Linked DNA regions of Homo sapiens: region 2 is linked to region 1. A link is an interaction called in ENCODE POLR2A ChIA-PET data of the cell type or tissue named here. Cell type or tissue: GM12878. All regions are shown on one strand. Region 1 overlaps EIF3J (eukaryotic translation initiation factor 3 subunit J). Region 2 overlaps SPG11 (SPG11 vesicle trafficking associated, spatacsin).

Region 1 (8,000 bases):
CACCGTCCTATAGGCAGGGCTTAGATCATTCAACTATAATTAATGCCAGAACCTCTACCCTTTCCTACTAACAAGCACTCATACAGAAATACAGCAAGTATCTAATCTGATTATATTTTGAGGCGATAGAGAAAAGTTGCAGGGAAAACAGAATAAAGTGGGAATGGAAGGACACTTGGTTTCTAAATACCAAAATGTTCCATTTTGTGAGCGTTCTGTCATTTGTCTTAATACAAGTCACAAATGCTCAGCAAGACATAAAAACAAAAATGGAGGCGCCCCAGTGGCTCACCTGGTTTTACTTCTGCTTCCTCTTTTTTTTCATCATCATCGTCATCCCAGTTATCCTAAAGAAAAGGACTTCCATTAATAATTCTTGCATGTTTGCTTTTCTATGTGAACTTTATTATCAACTTGACTAACTCCAGAGAAATGTTTGTTGGTATTTTTTTGTACTGCATTAAATTTATAAATTAATGTAGGGGGAATTGACATCTTATAATGCTGAGCTGCCCTAACCAAGAATAAGAACTGTCTTTCCATTTGATCAAGTACATTTTTGTACCTTTCAGAAGTGTTTTAAAGTGATTTCCCTATTAGAGGCTCTGCGCATTTCTCTTTAGATTTATTCCTAAGTATTTCATCTTGTATGTTGCTATTATAAATAGGGTGTTTTCCTATTATGTCCTCTAGGTGGCTATTATTTGTGTATAAAAACCTATCGGCAAGACCCAGTCTCTGCAAAAAAAAAAAAAATTAAAAAATTAACTGGGCAACGTGGCATGTGCCTGTAGTCTCAGCTACTTGAGAGGCTAAGGTGGGAAGATCACTTGAGCCCAGGAGGTTAAGGCTGCAGTGAGCTATGATAGTGCCACTGCACTCTATCCTAGGCAACTCACTATCATAAAAACCCTGTCTCAAAACAAATAAACAAAAATGACTATTGGCTTTTTTATATGTTAATATCCTGCTACCTTACTGAATTCATTTATCACTTAAGTTAGATTTATCGTTGCTTCTCTAGGGTTTTACAGGTATGCTACCTTATCTGCAAACAAAAGATAGCTTTACTTCTCTACCAATCCTTAGGCCCTCACAAGTGATTTACCTAATTGGGCCAGCTAAACCTCTAGTGCAATGTTGAACAGCAGCAGAAGTAATGGGCATCCTTGCTTTCTTGATGGAAATGCCTCTATTGTTTCCCCATGAATTGCTATGCATCCCAACAAATTTATGCAATAAAATTTACCAGACTTTTTTTTTTTTTTTGAGACGGAGTTTCTTGCCCAGGCTGGAGTGCAATGTCACGATCTCAGCTCACTGCAACCTCCACCTCCTAGGTTCAAGCGATTCTCCTGCCTCAGCCTCCCCAGTAACTAGGATTACAGGCATACACCACCATGCCTGGCTCATTTATTTTTAGTAGAAATGGTTTTTTTTTTTTTTTTTTTTTTTTTTGAGACGGAGTCTCGTTCTGTCGCCCAGGCTGGAATACAGGGACGATCTCAGCTCACTGCAACCTCTGCCTCCCAGGTTCAAGTGATTCTCCTGCCTCAGCCTCCCGAGTAGCTGGGATTACCAGCACATGCCACCATGCCTGGCTAATTTTGTATTTTTAGTATAGACAGGATTTCACCATGTTGGTCACACTGGTCTCGAACTCCTGATCTCATGATCCGCCCGCCTCGGCTTCCCGAAGTGCTGGAATTACAGGCGTGAGCCACCGTGCCTAGCCCCAGTCTTTTCTTTCATTGCCTCTGGATGGATTTCAAGTCAATTAGAAAGTCTTTTCTTGTTTTTTTGTTGTTTTGTTTTGTTTTGTTTTGTTTTTGAGTTGGAGTTTTGCTCTGGTTGCCCAAGCTGGAGTGCAATGGCATGATCTAGGCTCACTACAACCTCCACCTCCCGGGTTCAAGCAATTCTCCTGCCTCAGCCTCCCAAGCAGCTGGGATTAGACATGCACCACCATGCCTGGCTAACTTTGTATTTTTAGTAGAGATGGGGTTTGTCCATGTTGGTCAGGCTGATCTCGAACTCCCAACCTCAGGTGATCCGCCCACCTCAGCCTCCCGAAGTGCTGGGAGTACAGGCATGAGCCACTTCGCCCAGCCAGAAAGTCTTTTCTTACACCTAAGAATTCACCCACAATTTCTTCTAGAATGTATAGGGTTTCATTTTTTTTTTTATTTAGATCTCTGATTTGGAGTTTTTTTCTTGTGTTATGATATGCAACATGGATCTAATTTCATTTTTTTCCCAAATGGCTACCCAGTTGTCACAGCATCATTTATTAAAAACCCTTTAATAAATAATGGTTTTTTTCCCTGGGCTATGGTTTGAATGTGTCCTCCAAAGTTCATGTGATGAAATCTCCAATCCAACAGTGTTGAGAAGTAGGGTCTTTTAGAAATGATTAGAGGCAAAGCCCTCATGAATGAATTATTAATACCTTTATATTAGGAGTAGATATCTGATAAAAGGATGAGTTCTGACACCTCCTGCAATCCTTTGTGCTCTTTTGCCCTTCTGCCCCAGGATAATAGAGCAAGAAGGCCCTCGCCAGATGCCAGCACCTTGATACTGGACTTCTCAGCCTCCATAACCATAAGAAATAAATCTGTTGTTTATACAATACCCAGTCTATTGCATTCTATTGCAGCAAAAAACATTTTAAGATACCTTGTGACTTACCATATACTAAATTTTCATATGTACTTGGTCTATTTCTGGGCTTTTGATCCTATCCCACTAGTCTACTGTCTCTCCATATAACGGTACCATACTGGGTTTTTTTGGTCTTGTTTTTTGAGACGGAGTTTCACTCTTGTCGCCCAGGTTGGAGTGCAATGGCGCGATCTCAGCTTACTGCAACCTCTGCCTCCTGGGTTCAAGTGACTCTCCAGCCTCAGCCTCTGGAGTAGCTGGGATTACAGGTGTCCACCATCATGCCGGGCTAATTTTTGTATTTTTAGTAGAGACGGGGTTTCTCCATGTTGACCAGGCTGGTCTCGAACTCCTGACATCAGGTGATCCTCAGCCTCCCAAAGTGCTGGGATTGCAGGCGTGAGCCACCATGCCCAGCCGGTACTGTTTTAATTACAGAGGCTTTACTTTAATGTCAGCTAGAGCTAGTCCTTCCTTGTAGGTTTTCAGATTTTTTAGTGTTTTCTTGGCCTTTCTTGCATGTTTTGTTTTTCCATATGAACCCTCATATCAACTTATCTAACTTCATAAGAAAGCTTCTCCATTAGCAGTTAGGACAACCTAGCTGAAATCAATAGCCTCTCTGAAAGTGATTCAGTTATTAATAAATAAAAACTGAGAGAACTTTATAGTTCTTACTTCCCCCCAAATGTAAAAAGCATCCTATACTCTGGCCAATAGCTCATTTATTTCAAGTAGTATTCCATACAACATAAGCCTGGTTAATGAATTAAGTCTATATAATTCTAAAGCCCACTATTAAAAAGGAGTCAGGCCGGGTGCGTGGCTCATGCCTGTAATCCCAGCACTTTGGGAGGCTGAGGTGGGCGGATCACGAGGTCAGGAGTTTGAGACCAGCCTGGCCAACATAGTGAAACCCTGTCTCTACTAAAAATACAAAAAATTAGCTGGGCGTGGTGGCAGACACCTATAATCCCAACTACTTGGGGGCTGAGGCAGGAGAATCACTTGAACCCAGGAGTGGGAGGTTGCAGTGAGCCAAGATTGTGCCACTGCACTCCAGCCCAGGTGACAGTGCGGCGAGACTTCGTCTCAAAAAAAAAAAAAAAAAAAAAAAAGAATCAAGGCCGGCTTACGCCTGTAATCCCAACACTTTGGGAGGCCAAGGCAGGCAGATCACCTGAGGTCGGGAATGCAAGACCAGCCTGACCAACATGGAGAAACCCCGTCTCTACTAAAAATACAAAATTAGCTGGGTGTGGTGGCACATGCCTGTAATCCCAGCTACTCGGGAGGCTGAGGCAGGAAAATTGCTTGAACCCAGGAGACAGAGGCTGTGGTGAGCCGAGATCGCGCCATTGCACTCCAGCCTGGGCAACAAGAATGAAACTCCGTCTCACAAAAAAAAGTCAACAGCTAATCAAGCCTTCATGGATCCCACTCTCTAACTCAGGGCACTTTAATCCCAGCACTTTGGGAGGCCGAGGCAGGCAGATCACTTGAGACCAGGAGTTCCGAGACCAGCCTGGCCAACATGATGAAACCCCGTTTATACTAAAAAATACAAAAATTAGGTGGGCATGGTGGTGCACGCCCGTAATCCTAGCCACTCAGGATGCTGAGGAACAAGAATCATTTGAGCACAGGAGGCGAAGCTGCAGTGAGCCAGGATCGAGCCACTGCACTCCAGCCTAGGCAACAGAGACTCTGTCTCAAAAAAAAAAAAAAAAAAAAAAAAAAAAGATCTATACTCTGTTTTTTCTATGCCTAACTCAATCATTGAGCTAAATATAAACCAATTATCAAACACAATTTTCTAAAAGCTCCACAGAACTTAGAAGGCTCAAGTTTAATAGGGACAGACACAGCCCTATGATTAAAGATGGCTTTAATCATAGGTAGCCTGGCCATTGTCTCAGCAGCCACCAGGCACACTATGACATGCCATTTGAAGCTGAGTGGCAAGATGGCAAAAGCAGGGCAAGAGGCCCTGATGCTACTAAAGAAGCAAAGGCTGACTAGTATGACTAATATGCCACAATATGACACCAAGCTTCTGGTTTCATAACACGACAGATCACAAATTTGTATCAGTCTAGGAATATAAACTAACCAAGCCTTGGTTCTTAATAAAAATCTCTAAGTCCAGTAAAGAAATTAAAAATTCAACATCCTGATTAAGGCTGTCATACAGTCTGCAAGCATAATTAAAGGAACTTTGTATTAAAAAGTAAGTGTATTTTTATATTCATCTTACTTCAGCAATTTAACCCACAGCTCGCAGTTTTAACAGATTGAAAGCAAACCAGCTAGTCATTATTTGAGTAACTGTGATACTAGAGTTAGAAATTAGAGATCAAACGTTTGTATTTCGCCGTTAGTTTGCTAAGTGCTATACATCACAGTACAAAAGGAACCAAAGAGCTAAAAATAAAAGTGAATTACTAGGCATTTTTTGTTGTTTAAATCTTCACAGAACACAGGAAGGCTGGATCTGTGAGTGATAGGGGGCAGTGTTTCAGATAGGAGGACCATTTGCTTACTTCCAGAAGATGCATATTTAAAACCCTTCTGAGAAACAGGTGTAGTAACAAGGTTAATTCTCACAACAGTCCTGTAAGAAGGTAGTGTTATTCCCCCATTTTAAAGAAAAGGAAACCCAGGCCCAGACATAGCCAACCCACAATCTCAGTGAAAAACTAAGGGACCTGCTCTGAATGGACCAAAGTTCTTTAAAGTGTCATAGGTATAAAGTTACAGTTAGAAGAATAAGTTCTGGTGTTCTATTACACAGTACGGTGATTATAGCTAATAACAATGTTATATATTTCAAGATAGTTCCATAAGAAAATTTTGAATGTTAACACCACAAAGAAATGATAAATGTTTAAAGTGATGAAATGGTAATTACAATGTATACATGCATTGAAACATCACAATATACCCCATAAATATGTACATTATTTGCCAATTATAAAAACTAATTTTAAAAAAGTTTTAAATAACTAAACATTTGACTGACCTTTTTATTGAAAATAAAATGATTTACTTTTTTAAAAAGCATGTTTTAAACACTTGCTTACAAAGTTCACGGTTTAGTAGAGTTCAATTCACTGTAATAAAGCAGCTTACAACACATCTTTAGAGTAACATGCTGAGATACATCCTTTAAATGTATACATGTAAACAGCTTCATTTAAGGCTTTAAACACAATGTTAAGGAAGGTCTTTAAAAAGCATGTTTTAAACACTTGCTTACAAAATTCACAGTCTGGTAAACAATTTAATTCGCTGGAATAAAGCAATTCCAATGCAATTCCAATGCAAAATAATAAAAATAAAAATAGTATTATAGTAAATATGACTTCTTCCCTGAGTCCTGAAGTATAAAATAACTAACTGGGAACTAAGTCCCTCTCCTGGGAACTCTGGGAATCTCATAAAGAGAAGGATTATTACACATATTAAGATATGCCCAGCTAGAGGTATACTGGTTACCAAACTTCTCACCTTAAATTGCCTGTAGTGGTTCTCTACTGATCTTTTTTTTTTTTTTGAGATGGAGTCTCACTGTGTCGCCAGGCTGGAGTGCAGTGGCGCAATCTCAGCTCACTGCAACCTCCGCCTCCTAGGTTCAAGCAATTTTCCTGCCTCAGCCTCCTGAGTAGTTGGGACTACAGGTATGCACCACCATGCCTAGCTAATTTTTGTGTTTTTAGTAGAGACCGGGTTTCACCATGTTGGCCAGGATAATCTTGATCTCTTGACCTCGTGATCCACCCACCTCAGCCTCCCAAAGTGCTGGGATTACAGGCGTGCCTGGCCCCTCCCACCTTTTTTTTTTTTTTTTTTTTTAAATGGAGTTTTGCTCTTATTGCCCAGGCTGGAGTGCAATGGCACGATCTCAGCTCACCGCAACCTCTGCCTCCTGGGTTCAAGCGATTCTCCTGCCTCAGCCTCCCAAGTGGCTGGGATTACAGGCATGTGCTACCACGAACTGGCTAATTTTGTATTTTTAGTAGAGATGGGTTTCTCCATGTTGGTCAGGCTGGTCCTGAACTCCCGACCTCAGGTGATCCACCCACCTCAGCCTCCCAAAGTGTTGGGATTACAGGTGTGAGCCACCACGCCTGGCCAGTTTTCTACTAATTTAAGAAACTGGGCCAGATGAGTTGGCTCACGCCTGTAATCCCAACACTTTGGAAGGCCAAGGTGGGTGGAATACCTGAGTTCAGGAGTTCAAGACCAGCCTGGCCAACATGGCAAACCCCTGTTTCTACTAAAAATACAAAAAAAATTAGCAGGGCGTGGTGGTGTGCACCTGTGGTCCCAGCTACTCGGGAGGCTGATGCCCAAGAATCACTTTGAACCCGGGAGGCAGAGGTTGCAGTGAGCCGAGATCACGCCACTGCACTCCAGCCTGGGTGATAGAGAAGGCCTCCGTCTAAAAAAAAAAAAAAGAAAAGAAAAGAAAAGAAAAAAGAAAAAAACTGGTCTGCAAGCCTCTGGTAGTAAGAGGTCAAGAAGGAAGAAGTATGGCTGAAAATAAGGAGCTCCATCTCAATACCTCCAAGGTAAAGAAACAAACTCAACACAGGAGCATTTTTATTTAATGTTGATGCTCTTCAGTTACCCTTCCCAGAAAAACATAACCCCCACCCCACCCATATCACTGCTCCCTCAGTACATTCACACCAACTCTATGTCCACCTCTATCCCTGTCCCTAGTTTCTCCCATCAAAGCATAAACCTTACCCCAGACACACATCAATGCAGACATAATGAAGCTACCTAGACATTCCCTACTCCATCACAGAATGGATTTTAGTAGCAAAAGAAGTGATTCTGGCCAGGCGTGGTGACTCATGCCTGTAATCCCAGCACTTTGGGAGGCCAAGGCAGGCAGATCACGAGGTCAAGAGATCGAGACCATCCTGGCCAACATGGTGAAACCCCATCTCTACTAAAAATACAAAAATTAGCTGGGTGTGGTGGCGCACACCTGTAGTCCCAGCTACTTGGGAGGCTGAGGCAGGAGAATCGCTTGAACCCAGGAGGCGGAGGTTGCAGTAAGCCGAGACTGCGCCACTGCCCTCCAGCCTGGAGACAGCGAAACTCCATCTCAAAAAAAAAAAAAAAAAGTGGTTCCTATCAACATGTACCAAGAAGAGCCATGACATCTGCTCCTCAATTCATAAAAGGACCATCCAAACCTTGACTGTCACTCTCTCCCCAAAGTGCTTACAAGTCTGCCCTGAAGTTACTACCAAACTAGCACTAAGCCCCTAAAGAAAGGAGCATAGTAAGTGTCAGCAAAAAGAGACTGGTCACACTTC
Region 2 (8,000 bases), 64 kb before region 1:
GACTTTTAGGAAAATAGTAAGCATTCACACGAGGAATACTGATCTTTTTGAGGTAGTTTTCTCCATCTCAACAGTTGGTACATCTTTGAGTTCAGTACTACATTCAGCAAAATGCTTATGTGTTTTTTGGTGAATTAATTCTGTAGTATCTCTGTTAACCTTTTAAATAACTTGACTTTAGAATACAATGAAAGAAATGCTTTAAAAGGTTTGAGAGGAAGATTCTAAAGTTTTACTTGGAGTTTTCTTTGATACTTTGATTACCAAGAGAATGCTAAGCAACTTTGATTTCATAGCAAACTGTATTTCACTTTCAAGGTATATTAGATATGCTCTAAAATTTATATTTCTATAGACACACACACGCACAGAGAAAGAGAGAGCAATACATTAGTATCTGTCTGCCTAAGATTAACCCGCAGAATCATATCTGTGGCCAGTGTTAATTGCTATTGGGTCAGTAATAACAATAACAATAGAAGTAGTCTTTAATATGTGAGTGTTTACAATGTTGGCACTAAGCTAAGTACTTTATATGCATTATCTCATTTAATCTTCACAAAAACTCTATGGGGTAGTTACTCCCATGTCCATTTTATGGATGAAGAAACAGGCTTTGAGAGAGACTAAGTATGTTACTTAAGGCACACAGCTAATAAGTGGAAGAGCTGATTTAATTCTACTTAATTTTTATTCTGGAGCCCACATTTGTGCACTCATAGGCAACATTTTTATTTTACTTATTTTGTGTAGTAAAGACTAGGAATTGGCCGGGCACGGTGGCTCACATCTCTAATCCCAGCACTTTGGGAGGCCAAGGCAGGAGAATCACTTTAGCCCAAAAGTTCAAGATCAGCCTGGGCAATGTAGTGGGTCTTCTTCTTTACAAAGAAGTAAATCAGCCAGGCATAGTGGCACACACCTGTAGTCCCAGGTACCTGGGAAGCTGAGGTGGGAGGATTACTTTGAGCCTAGGAGGTCCAGGCTGCAGTGAGCCATGTTTGCGCCACTGCACTCCAGCCTGGGCAATACAGTGAGACCCGGTCTCAAAAAAAACAGACTAGGAGTTCCAAGAGAAGTTGTATTTTTGGTATGTCATATCATTAGTCTTACTTAGAAATGTTGTCTCCATAGCTACTGGCAAGAGAACAGGTTTAAGAGCTGTATTTTCAAAGTATGTATTCTGAGCCATAATTCCTCAGTTGTAACCTCTCTGTAGTTGTGTAAGCTTTTTATTTCTTTTTTACTTTGAGACAGTCTCACTCTGTCACTTAGACTGGAGTGCAGTGGCACAATCATGGTTCATTGCAGCCTCGAACTCCTAGGCTCAAGCAATTCCCCCACCTCCGCCTCCCAAGTAACTGGAACTACAGGTGCACACCACCACACTTGGCTTGTAAGAGTTTTTTAAAAGCCTCTTATTAAGTTTGAATATGCTAAAAAGTTTTTGTTGTAAAAACCAATAAAATATGAAGTATCTTAAAGTACAAGGTATCTATTAATCTGATAAAGATTTGGATAAATTTCATCATGGTAGTGAACATATGATGTCTCTAAAATCTCTATCTCTAAAATTGTTTCCAGATCATGAAGAATATGTAAAATACAACACAAGAGTGGGAGTATTTTGTGTTATATTTACTTTTTAATTCCAAGATTCTTTTTTTAAATGCTAATCATCGCCTGAGCAAAATGGTTGTAATTGTCTTATCCTGTATGTTAATCAAAGAAGGTTTTTGTTTGTTTTATATACAGACTTAGTCCTGAAAATTGTCCCTTTTTGGAAAAAAAAGAGTTACATGAAGCACACCCTTGGTTTGAATTTTTAGTTCAGTGTCGACAAGTTGCCAGTAACTTAACAGGTATGGGTATACTGTATTAAACACAGAAACTTGCTTTGGATCAGTCACTGGTCTGTTGAATGGTATTAAACTTGTGAACTCTTTTAAATAAATTATTTGGCTGTGGTCAGCTATCTGAATGTAATCTAGGCTCACACTTGAGGTAAGAAGCAGAAGGAAGGCCAAAAAGGTTAGCCATCAGCCAGCCAAGAAAAGCTAGACCTGGAGCAAAGAGCTTCTGTGGTTTTGTCCCCTTCCCCTTAGCATCGTGCTCTAGAATTTCCCTTATCCCACCAGTTTGTCACAGGCTGAATTCCTGCTCTCTGGTAGACTGACACCCTTTTTCCATGAAGAAGTGGTCTGTCTTCCAGATCCCTGTTTTGAATTTTTGTAAGGAACTCCAAATGGAGTTAAAAGAAATCCATAGTATGTGTGAGATTGTTGTGTCCTCTGCAGTGGAGCTGCTGATGTAGAGGCTTACTCTGGTTGTAATCAGACAGAAAAGGCTTCTTACCCCTGAGGACTTAGCTGGTGTTATGCCAGAAATATGGGAAAGGGGACAGGCTGAATGACCACAGACAAGGAATGTCAGTAGTCTTTCAGTTGCATGTAATGTCCAGTTTCTCTCAAAATGCAGAATTTTTTCATAATGTGGGTTTTGTTTTTTGGTTTTGCATGCTGATTATGAAGTAATATATGTTCATTGTTAAAAAAAAAAATTAGAAGCCACAGACAACTATCAAGAAGGTAATACTGGCCAGGTGTGGTGGCTCACACCTGTAATCCCAGTGCTTTGGGAGGCAAAGTGGAAGGATCACTTGAGGATAGGAGTTCAAGACCAGCCTGGGCAACATAGCAAGACCCTGTCTCTACAAAAGATTTTTAAAAATTAGCTGTGGTGGCATGCTCCTGTAGTCCCAGCAACTTGGGAGGCTGAGATGGGAGGATCACTTGAGCCCAGGGATTAGAGATTGTGTCACTGCACTCCAGCCTAGTTGACAAAGCAAGACCCTGTCTCTTTTTTAAAAAATAATTAATTAATTAAAAAGTAATACCTCCATAGGTAGATAGCCTAGGTACATAGGAAAATAACCACCCATAGGTAACCACTGATAATATTTTAATGTATTTTGTTCCAGTTATCTTCACTGTACTTTTTAAAAACTTAGTCTCTATTGTATTTCATTCACCCAACAAATATTTATTGAGCTCCTACCTTGTGACAGACTATTGTTAAGTGCTAGTAGAACAACAAGAAACATCTATGTTTTTATATACTGCTTTTTTGTGTGTAATATTATAACAGAATTTTCCCACATTCTTAAAGACAATGACCATTTTAGGCCAGGCGCAGTGGCTCATGCCTGTAATCCCAGCACTTTGAGAGGCCAAGGCGGGCAGATCACGAGGTCAGGAGATCGAGGCCATCCTGGCTAACACGGGGAAACCCCGTCTCTACTAAAAATACAAAAAAAAAATTAGCCCGGCTTGGTGGCGGGTGCCTGTAGTCCCGGCTACTTGGGAGGCTGAGGCAGGAGAATGGCATAAACTGGGGAGGTGGAGCTTGCAGTGAGCCAAGATAGCTCCACTCCAGCCTGGGTGAGAGAGTGAGACTCCATCTCAAAAAAAAAAAAAAAAAAAGACAGTGACCATTTTAAATGTTTACATAATATTTCATTGTATGGATATACCATTATTTAATTTTCTGTTCTCTCATTTTCCGACAATGAGGGCATTTTCCATTTTTTTCTATTATAAATAATAGTCTTGAATATATTTCAATATAAAACTGTCCTTATTTCAGATTATTTTCTTAGCACAGATAGGTTTTGGGATATAAAACTATTGGGTCAAAGGTTACACATGTTTAAGGTTCTTGCTGTAGGACCGGATTGCTTTCCAAGGGAGTTGTACAATTTTATTTTAAGTCCTAGTCTCTACTCACTGTGACCAGCTCTAATGCTTGATGATGAGTTTTTTTAAATTACTGCTAATTGGATAGGTAGTATATGGCATCTAATTAATTTGCATTTCTTTGTTGCTAGTGAATTATATAGTTTTATGTGTCAGGCATTTATATTTCCTCCTTCATAAATTGGTTATTTCTTTTGCCCATTTATCTGTTAGAGTCAGTATTTTTGGCATTGATTTGGATGAGCTCTTTGTTGAGAACAAACTCAGCAACTCTTTAGGTTGTCATTTGTTACAATTTTTCTCTCAGTTCATTGTTACCTTTTAATTTTCTTTGAACAGAAGTTTTTATTTTTATGTAGACAAATCTTTCATTTTTTCCCTCTGTGATGTTTTCCCATTGCTTTTAAATTTAGGAAGTCCTTTTTTTTTTTTTTTTTTTTTTTTTACTGGGGATAGAGTTAAAAATTTATGTTATTGTTCTCACATTTATGTAATCCTTAATTTAGTATTTATCCCTCTTAAGGAGAAAAACACTGTCTTTTATTTTCCAGATCCCAAACTGATCTTCCAGGCTAGCCTTGCAAATGCTCAGATTTTGATTCCCACCAATCAGGCCAGTGTAAGCAGTATGCTATTGGAAGGACATACCCTCCTGGCCCTTGCTACTACAATGTATTCTCCTGGGGGTGTCAGTCAGGTATGGATAGCACTTTATGACAAAATAGGACTGATTTTTAAATTTAGCAGAATTATCTATGGATTGTCTAGATCTCAGCTGATATTAAAATATAACTATATTCAAGTATTTCATTAGATTAAAGAGCAGAGGATAAGGCTGAATTTAAAAATTTTATATCTCGGCCCGGTGCAGTGGCTCACTCCTGTAATCCCAGCACTTTGGGAGGCCGAGGCAGGCGGATCACTTGAGGTCAGGAGTTCGAGACCAGCCTGGCCAACGTGGTGAAACACCATCTGTACTAAAAAAACTTCACTGGGCGTCTTGGCGCACGCCTGTAATCCCAGCTACTGGGGAGGCTGAGGCATGAGAATCACTTGAACCTGAGAGGCGGAGGTTGCAGTGAGCTGAGATTGTACCACTGCACTCCAGCCTGGGCAACAGAGCGGGACTCCGTCTCAAAAAAAAGAAAAGAAATTTATGTCATCTTCAGTTTAAAGTGAATGAAGCCAAGTGCGGTGGCTCACATTTGTAATTCCAGCCCTTTTGAGAGGCCAGGGTGGGTGGATCACTTGAGTACAGGAGTTTGAGACCAGCCTGGGCAACATGATGAAACCTCCATCTCCACAAAAAAAAAATTTAAAAATTAGCTGGGCATGACCGAGTGCGGTGGCTCACACCTGTAATCCCAGCACTTTGGGAGGCCAAGGCGAGTGGATCACTTGAAGTCAGGAGTTCAAAACCAGCCTGGCCAACATGCTGAAACCCCGTCTCTACTAAAAATACAAAAACTAGCCGGGCATGGTAGCGTACGCCTGTAATCCCAGCTACTCAGGAGGCAGAGGCAGAAGAATTGTTTGAACCCAGGGGGCAGAGGTTGCAGTGAGCTGAGATCGCGCCAGTGTACTCCAGCCTCTGTGACAGAGCAAGACTCCGTCTCAAAAAAAAAAAAAAAAAAAAAAAAATTAGCTGGGCATGGTGGCGTGCTCCTGTAGTCCCAGCTACTTGGGTGGCTGAGACACGATTACTTGAGCCTGGGAAGTCGAGGCTGCAGTGAGCCAAGATCATACCACTGCACTCCAGCCTGGGTGATAAAGTGAGACCTTGTCTCAAAAAAAAAAAAAAGCTGGGCGGGGGCAGGGAGGGGAATGAATATGTTATATAGAGATTATTTTTTCCCTTTAGTTTGTTTTCCAATACTCCAGATTTGTTTTCAGAATACAATTAGGATCTGCTTGCTTCTGGGAGTAAGAATACTTTAGATCTGTGGCTTAGTAATTATTGTCTACTATTTGCCCTCTTAGGTCAAAGGAAACTATAATCTTCAGCTACCCATATAAACTGTATTGAGGGACCTAGTGGAAATGTGCCCATCTTTGCTTTTTAGAAGTAGAGTGGCCTGTTTAGAGGGAAATTAAGAATGTTGTTTAAAGGCCGGGTGCGGTGGCTCATGCCTGTAATCCCAGCACGTTGGGAGGGTGAGGCGGGCGGATCACGAGGTCAGGAGATGGAGACCTAACATGGTGAAACCCCGTCTCTACTAAAAATACAAAAAAAAAAAATTAGCCGGGGGTGGTGGTGGGTGCCTGTAGTCCCAGCTACTCCAGAGGCTGAGGCAGGAGAATTGCTTGAACCCGGGAGGCGGAGCTTGCAGTGAGCCGAGATCGCGCCATTGCACTCCAGCCTGGGCCCACAGAGTGAGACTCCGTCTCAAAAAAAAAAGAATGTTGTTTAATATCTAATCTTCAAAAGTTTCTTAATGGTGCTAGCTTAACTTAGTACCACCTTTTTTAGATTGTTGCAGTATACCTTAAAACACGACTATTTAATCCTCTATTTTTAATCATCTGTCAGAAATTACAGTCATAGAATAACTTTAGAGTTGGGTAAGAAGTCATCTAGTTTATCAGTTTGTAAATATTTTAAAATATATATTATTGAATTAAATATTGGCAGAGCTGTTTTTCAAACAATTTCTTTACATACAGCTTGAAAATCACTGATCTAGCTGAACTTCCTAATTTTGCAGATGGGGAAACAAAGACCCGATATTAAATATCTAGCTAAGGTCACATAGCTAGTTTGTCTTAGAACCAGAACAAGAACTGTTAACTTATGACTACTTGTCTAATGCTATATTCACTACCACATACTCTTCTCAAGCTAATCTTGTTTCACAAGGTTCTTGTGAAAAAAAGAAACTTTGAGAAGAGAAAAATGCTACTGTCCAACCTGTTATCTGTTTTTTTACTTAGGTTGTTCAGAATGAAGAAAATGAAAACTGTTTGAAGAAAGTGGATCCCCAGCTATTGAAGATGGCATTAACTCCTTACCCCAAGCTAAAAACTGCTCTCTTCCCACAGTGCACTCCTCCTAGTGTCCTGCCATCTGATATTACAATCTACCACCTTATTCAGGTACAGTATTTAGGTGGCCAATATTTAGGTCTATCAGAGTTCAGCCAGGAAAACAGAAATCACTCTAGATCTTTCAACCGGAGGGCATTTAATGTAGGGAATTACTTACACAGCATGATAGCAGAATGGGGAAACCAAATGTGATAGTGAGACAACCCAAAAATAACAAAATAGAAAGCCATCATCACCCCTAAGGCTGCAAGAACAATGCAAAAAAGTGGTGTTACCAGAACCCAGAAGCTGGAGCCATCTCTGGGAGTTAAACTAACAACCAGGCTGCCTAATGGGAACCAGGAACATAGAGTATAGAGGTAGAAACTTAGCGGAGATGCCCCAGGAAAATGAAGGGGGAGAATATCTTGGCTTCTTCCCTCTTCCCATCTTTAGTCTCCCACAGTGTCTTTGTGGCTATATGTATCTGGTAGCCGAAGGGCAAAGGAGCTTGGGAAATGTAGTATCCTGCAATACTGAGCAGAGTGGGAAGGGTGGAGGTGGGTCAGACCAAACAGTTGACCAGCATACCTGTCTGCTGTTTTCATCAAAAGCTTCTCTATTCTGCCACTTTTAACTTCTAACTATCTCTTCTCAATGAATCAGGGATGTTTGTTTAAATCAGTGCTTTTTAATCTTTTTCAGAACGTCTAAGAATGTGAGAAAGCTATAAACCTTCTACTCAGAAAAATTACACATATGCATATAATTTTGCTTACATTTCAAAGTGATTCACAGACTTCCTGAAGCCTATTCAGGGATCCTCGGTTAAGAACACCTTCCTTTGCCCATTTCTCATTTCAAAAGGCTTTTCCTTTTTTCCCTGAATACACATATTCTCATAGTATCTTCAACTCAACGTAAGGTTTATAATTCTATAAAGGAGCCGGGTGCAGTGGCTCATGCCTGTAATCCCAACACTTTGGGAGGCCAAGGTGGGCGGGTCACTGAGTTCAAGACCTAGCCAACATAGTGAAACCCCATCTCTACTAAAAATATAACAATTAGCCAGGCATGGTGGCACGTGCCTATAGTCCCAGCTACTCTGGAGGCCGAGGTAGGAGAATGGCTTGAACCTGGGAGGCGAAAGTTGCAGTAAGCTGAGATCGCACCATTGCACTCTAGCCTGGGCAACAGAGCGAGACCCCGTCTCAAAAAAAT

The links. ChIA-PET counts read pairs that join two places held together with the same protein. Peaks named below come from ENCODE experiments on the same cell type or tissue, not always from the same donor. Only the 100,000 strongest peaks of a DNase experiment are listed, where the experiment ranks them.
Region 2: POLR2A ChIA-PET joins it to region 1 with 5 read pairs; 8 of 35 experiments call an interaction of 5 or more read pairs at or near these places.

The regions. Positions count from the first base shown.
Region 1 is chr15:44,543,223-44,551,222 of GRCh38, reverse strand. It overlaps EIF3J (eukaryotic translation initiation factor 3 subunit J), which reads right to left. Exons shown (of 8, transcript NM_003758.4): 3 at 293-347. Among named protein-coding and RNA genes, the nearest start is that of EIF3J, 10 kb to the right of the region's middle. In GM12878, a CTCF peak has its summit at 5,158; a DNase peak (open chromatin) is centred at 4,654; H3K4me3 peaks cover 1,703 bases; H3K27ac peaks cover 1,382 bases.
Region 2 is chr15:44,607,292-44,615,291 of GRCh38, reverse strand. It overlaps SPG11 (SPG11 vesicle trafficking associated, spatacsin), which reads left to right. Exons shown (of 40, transcript NM_025137.4): 17 at 1,756-1,862; 18 at 4,307-4,452; 19 at 6,687-6,848. Among named protein-coding and RNA genes, the nearest start is that of SPG11, 52 kb to the left of the region's middle. In GM12878, no CTCF peak of the experiment used is centred here; no DNase peak of the experiment used is centred here.